Linked DNA regions of Mus musculus: region 2 is linked to region 1. The links are chromatin loops, found by intact Hi-C in ENCODE. Cell type or tissue: left cerebral cortex. All regions are shown on one strand. Links, peaks and the distances in the headings refer to the core of each region. The heading gives the core; the rest is flanking DNA.

What was found. Peaks named below come from ENCODE experiments on the same cell type or tissue, not always from the same donor. Only the 100,000 strongest peaks of a DNase experiment are listed, where the experiment ranks them.
Region 2: it touches region 1 in a loop (5-fold over the local background); 10 of 42 quality-filtered maps call a loop at or near these places.

Annotation. Positions count from the first base shown.
Region 1 is chr1:134,044,935-134,047,741 of GRCm38, reverse strand. It overlaps Fmod (fibromodulin), which reads right to left. Exons shown (of 3, transcript NM_021355.4): 3 at 1-1,268. The coding sequence ends at 1,117. Among named protein-coding and RNA genes, the nearest start is that of Fmod, 9.1 kb to the right of the region's middle. In left cerebral cortex, for the core only: a CTCF peak has its summit at 1,613 (motif pointing right); DNase peaks (open chromatin) are centred at 1,142 and 1,619; H3K4me3 peaks cover 359 bases; H3K27ac peaks cover 315 bases.
Region 2 is chr1:133,630,798-133,633,604 of GRCm38, reverse strand. All of the region lies in intron 12 of Zc3h11a (zinc finger CCCH type containing 11A), which reads left to right. Among named protein-coding and RNA genes, the nearest start is that of Snrpe, 22 kb to the right of the region's middle. In left cerebral cortex, for the core only: a CTCF peak has its summit at 1,259 (motif pointing left); a DNase peak (open chromatin) is centred at 1,239.

The DNA.
Region 1 (2,807 bases), core at 123-2,622:
GTTCTTAGACAAACTACAAATCACAGGCACCACTGGGCATAAGGCGGACTGCATAGTGTGAATGCAGAGGAAGCCAGGTCTAGTGTCGGCAGGACTTGGGCCTGGCAGGGCTTCTTGCACCCCAGTGAGCATCTCCACAGGGCTGGTTCCTGATGCTCTAGCATTATGGACAAACGAGCTATTGAGATCACCCCCTAGTCTGGGTTAGTGGGTAGGTCCTCGGCGGGTGGAGTCTGCCTCTGCCATTTGCGTAACAACCCTTCATACTAGACCAAAGGATGAGCAGAGGCTCTTTCTCATGTTTTGAAAACCACGCTTGCCCCTTCGATACTAAAAGCCCAAGAAGGGGTGCAGATCATGTTGTGTCAGATGAAACTGGAAAGGGGGCTGCCCCTTCAGTTCTGCTATCCTGAGGTGTGTCTCTTCCCCATCTTACTATGGATACTGATAATGACCACTGGACACTTCCCTCCTCTGATAGATCCTCCATTATAGAGTCGGTTATCCCCTATGTTAACAGCTCATCATTATGGTGTTCAATATGGTGACTTTAAACAGGTGAGGTGGGGGTAAGTGTGTGATTTTAGCCATCCGTTTAGCCTCAGATAAGAGTGTGCCCTTAGGGTGTGGGTGTCTCCTGACTGCCTAAGACATTAGAAGAGGCCCCAGTGAAAGAGGGCAGAGAGGGTGAGCTGGGGCTGGGAGGAGGTGACTGGGCAAGAGGTGTGTTGTGATGTTTTGAGGAGCAAAGAGCAGGAGCCCAGAGCAACTGCAGAAGCAGCTGGCCATGCTGTTGAGCACAGCTCAAAAAAGGTCAAATTGGAACTGGTTATATGCTACTGTCCAAGCAAGAAGATTTTGGGGCTAGACTCTATAGCTATATTTCTTTTACCACCAAATTCATCCCCCTGCAGAAACTGGCCTGGCCCCTGATCCCACCTAACTCTGCCTGTTGGAAGGAGATTGAATAAGATCCTGTGGACTTCTGTCACATGCGTGTCCCAGACCATCCAGCAAAAGCCAAACATGCAGCGGGGTGGCAGGGCATGTACCCCGAGCCCGGTGCACGGTGCACGGTACTCGGAGCCCGGAGCCAGGAGCCCAAGGCGAGGCCCCTCAGATCTCGATGAGGTTGGCGAGGCGCAGGCAGAGTGGGGCGTCCACCGGCATTGCGCTGCGCTTGATCTCGTTCCCATCCAGGCGTAGCACCTGCAGCTTGGAGAAGTTCATGACGTCCACCACCGTGCAGAAGCTGCTGATGGAGAACTCTGGCGGGACAAAAAGGGAGGGCGGGTGGGAGAAGCTCAGCTTAGGAAACAGATACAAAATGGGCACAGAGGGCCCCTTTGAATCCGCTGAAATAAAGAATAAAGACTGGGGTGGGGGTGGAGTGGAAGAGTTGAACGGGGGGGGGGGGGTGGTGCTAAAGTATTGGAGTCAGACGGATTGGCACCGTTGGGGACCATGCTGGGAACAGAGCACGCTGGGGAGGTGTGAGCCTCCCCAGCTCAACCTCTTACCCCCCTAATTCCCACCCCCTGCTTTGCTCCCCAAATGTCCCGGATGTCCTTCCCACCGGGCCTTGTTTTTTCCCCCTGTGGGCAGCAGGGGGAAGCAGAGGGTAGGTGGAGCTCACAGCTTCTCTAAAGGTTTGGCTGCTCCTGGAAGGACCGCTTTGCTGATGGCGGCACACTGCAAGAAGGCCACTCCAGGAATAGGGTACACTATTTTTGAACATTTCCTGTCATTTTGCAGGTACGGAAAGTAGTAGGACGTGAAAGAGAGAAATCCTGGCCTTAGAGCTGAGTGTCTGGGTGCCAGAGCCTTCAGGGGACTGGAAGGGGAGAGCAGGCTAGAAATGCCAAAGTCAAATAAATAGCCAGGCATGCTGGCAGAAGCCCTTTAGCCTCACTAGGCAGGCAGAGGCAAGCAGATCTCTGTGAGTTCGAGGGCAATCTGAACTACACAGTGAGTTCCAGGACAGCCAGCGTTACACAGAGAGACCCTATCTCAAAAAAAAAAATCCTAAACCAAACAAAATCAAATAATCCCCCTGCCTCCTTGTACGATCACATAGGCCTTTTTTACTTCGGGAGACAGGGTCTCATATAGTTCAGACTGCTCTTAAACTTACTATGTAGCTAAGTACAGCCTTAGACTCCAGATCCTCCTGTGTGACCTCCTGAGTGTGGGCTATCACAGCCAGCATGTACCACCACACCTTGTAGTCTGCCTCTTTTATTTAGTTTTTTTTCCTTTTCAGTTTTCATGTGTATGTGGTGTGCACATGTATATAGCATGTTTGTATGTTCTGCAACACCTGTGTATGTGGGCATGTATGCATGTGAGGCCTAAGGCTACGTCAGGGTTCCTCATCAATGCTTTCCCTCACTGAGCTAAGGACATTCAGTCAAACCCAGAGCTTGCTGGAATCTCTACTCTCGGTAAGTAGCTATCTTGCCTTAGGAATCATCTGTCTTCCGAGGTTAGAACTACAGGCAAGCTGTCACCACCACCAGGGGAATGTTCCAGCTTCTGCAGCCTGTCCCCTAACTCCCCACTTCCACGGGCCCTTCAAGGGCCCTGAGTGCCCTTGGGTATCCTTCCCACAAGACCCCGTAGGTTCTGAGGATTTGAACTTTAAACTTGGGGGTAGGTGGAGACAGGGACAGAGCCATCCCCCTAGGCTGTGGTCTCTTTTTTACTCTCAGAAGTCTCTGGGGACTCTTTTGTAGAGGAGTTCCCCTAAGCCATGAAATAGATGTTCTAGTTTTGGGTCATCTCAACACAAGGCTTCGCACAGCTGT
Region 2 (2,807 bases), core at 114-2,613, 410 kb after region 1:
TTCCCGCATGATACTGGGAAAATGCATGGTCTCATGGGAGCACTCTAAATCAGGAATTGGCTAGCTGAAGTTAGAAGTCCAGTGTTTGCTAGTTTTAAGTCAACTTGACACGATCTAGAGTTGTTTTGAAAAGGCTCAATTGAGACAGATATCATCCCCACCAAATTGGCCCATGGGCGAGAAAGTGGTACTTTTTTTTAATTGATGATTTAGTTGGGAAGGCCCAGACCATTGTGAGTGGTGCCACCCCAGAGCTGGTGGTGATACCTGATAGTGTAAGAGAGCAGGTCGAACATGCCATGGGGGTCAAGCCAGGAAATGGCACTCCTCCTGGGTCTCTGCATCAGCTCCTGCCTCCAGGTTCCTGTCCCCACTTCCCTCAGCAGTGGAGGGACCTGAGAGTTGTAAACTGGAATAAACCCTTCCCTCCCCAAGTTGTTGATGGTCATAGTGTTTGATCACACGAGTAGAAACTAACTAAAACAACCAGGGTTTGTATTAAAGAAGACTTCTGCAGAGTCAGAGAGCCAAGGAAGCATATCACACTCCAGGATCAGAGGGCGGCTAAAGCATGGAATTGGGAAAGGACTAATCTGTTATATAAGAGTTAGAAGAGCTTGAGCTTATTCTAGTTCAGTGACAAACTAAATGTTATTTTACAGTTACCGCAAGCTGGTAAGTTGGCTCAGCTGGTAAAAGCACTTGCCACAGTCTGGTGAATGACCCGTGTTTAATCCATACAGTGACAGTGGGGGAGAGAACTGACGCCAAAGGTGTCCTCTGACTCACACAGGCCTTAGTGAGGCACATGTGCCTGTACACACACACACACACACACACACGTAACTAAATTAAATGTCAGAAAGGCCTGGGTATAGTGCCACATGCCCTTAAATCCTAGCACTCACACAGAGGCAAGTGACTTTCTGTGAGTTGGAAGCCAGCTTAGTCTACATAGTGAGTTCCAGGACTGTCAGGGCTATGTAGAGAGACCCTGTCTCAAGTAAACAAAAAACAAACCAAAGAATTCTAAGGGAAAAAATTTTTAAAAAGGGATCAAATGGTCTGATTTGCACTTGTATTTGCTTGTATTATTGAGAAACAGTAGAAGGGAAAGTGCTAGCTGGAATATGACCTATAAAATAACCCAAATAGGGCTGCAGAGATTTCTCAGTGGTTGAGAACACCCACTTCAGACAGCACAAAGCTACTGTAACTTTAGCTTCCAGGGATCTGATGCCCTCTTCTGGCCTCTGCAGGCACATGTACATACATGATATAGACATAGAAATAAATAAAAATAAACCTTGAAAAGATGTAAGATAGTTCAAGTAAATGGACATAGTGGTATAGATGAGTGTTTAAATTGGGGTATTTAAGGTTTTACAGTGCTGTCTAAAGGCGAGACGTCCTAGGCAGATCTTTCCCCCACTTTATGACTTAGGTGAACTGTTAATGCCCGAGAGAGAAGCAGATGGAGGTTTTTGGTTTTGTTTTCTTGTGTGTAGATGTTGAGGTTCAGGAACTGCCGCAAACCATAGAATCACTGATCTCAGTTAAGCAAGAATAGTTTATTGAATGTATATCCTAATACTGATCGATCAGGACCACGAAAGGAGTTGTACTAATCTGTCCTCCAAGTAGACTTTTTATATGAAAAGCCAGGTTCAAAGTTTTAAAGACAAGCAGTGAAGTAGTACAATATTTTAGGCTAACTAGACAGTGTATTATCAGCCAACTTTTAAGCAGATTGGTCTTAAGTGAGGTAAGAGGGGTGGGGGATGGGTGGTGAACAGGGGAATTTAAGACCGTTGAGAAAGTAGAGCATAAGTAATTCAGCTAGAACTTTCGGCTTGTTAGCAGCTTTCCTCAGGGTCAGCTGTGGATGATCACTTCTGGGAAGTGGAGTCTGGAGAACCTGAACTTCATTTCACCATTTGAGTAAAAGGAGCTTGAATACAGAATGGCTCCGTTATGTTAAAAAGAGCAGGCCTCCACATGCCCCCCTTGAGCTTATTCCTTAGAGTCAAATCATTGACTCTTAATTTTTTTCTAAGACCAGTGGGGACCAACTTTTATATCAGTCTTTGTTGGCATTTTGTTATTCTGACAGGTCTTGATCAGTTTGTTGACTTGAGTATTTGAAATTTTGATCTCCCTTAATAAGTGCTGCTACTCCCGTGCTGGCAGACCCTGTTGTGCCCATGTCTGTTAGGAGGGGCACTGTTGGAGCTGCCCTGGCCGTCCGGGATCAGTGTAGATGTCCCGGGTGTTCCCACACTCAGCTCTCTCTCTAGAATTATAGTTTACCTCAGGCAAGGGAACAGGTAAGCGAAGGTTTCAGTGAGGATAAAGGGACTGATAACAGAGAGGCAAAAGCAAGCCAGGTGTCCTTTGAAGGTACTAAATAATATGAGGAAATTTTGCAGTTAACACCTGTAGATGAATTGTTACATTACAGTGTTGAAGGTACTGAGACTCTGATATCTTATTCGAGCCTGCCTATATACAGATGGCTTGTCTTTCAATCTCTCTCAGAGTCAAGGTGGGCTTATGCCCCCAAGGGCATAGTTGGTCTATTTGTGTACCCATTTTCCCCATAGTTAGGTTTTAGATAAGGGGGGAGGAAGAACTCTTGGGGTAGGGGGAGAGATGACCAGGTTTGGGGAGAGGCCTGTCAGCCATGTGGCAGAAACAGATTGCTGAATGGTTAGCTCTTCCTTTGAAGTTGTGTTTTCTAACACTTTGTTGGGAGCAGTGATGTCTAAGACCCTGATATTGATTGTCTGGAACCTCCGGATGGTGAC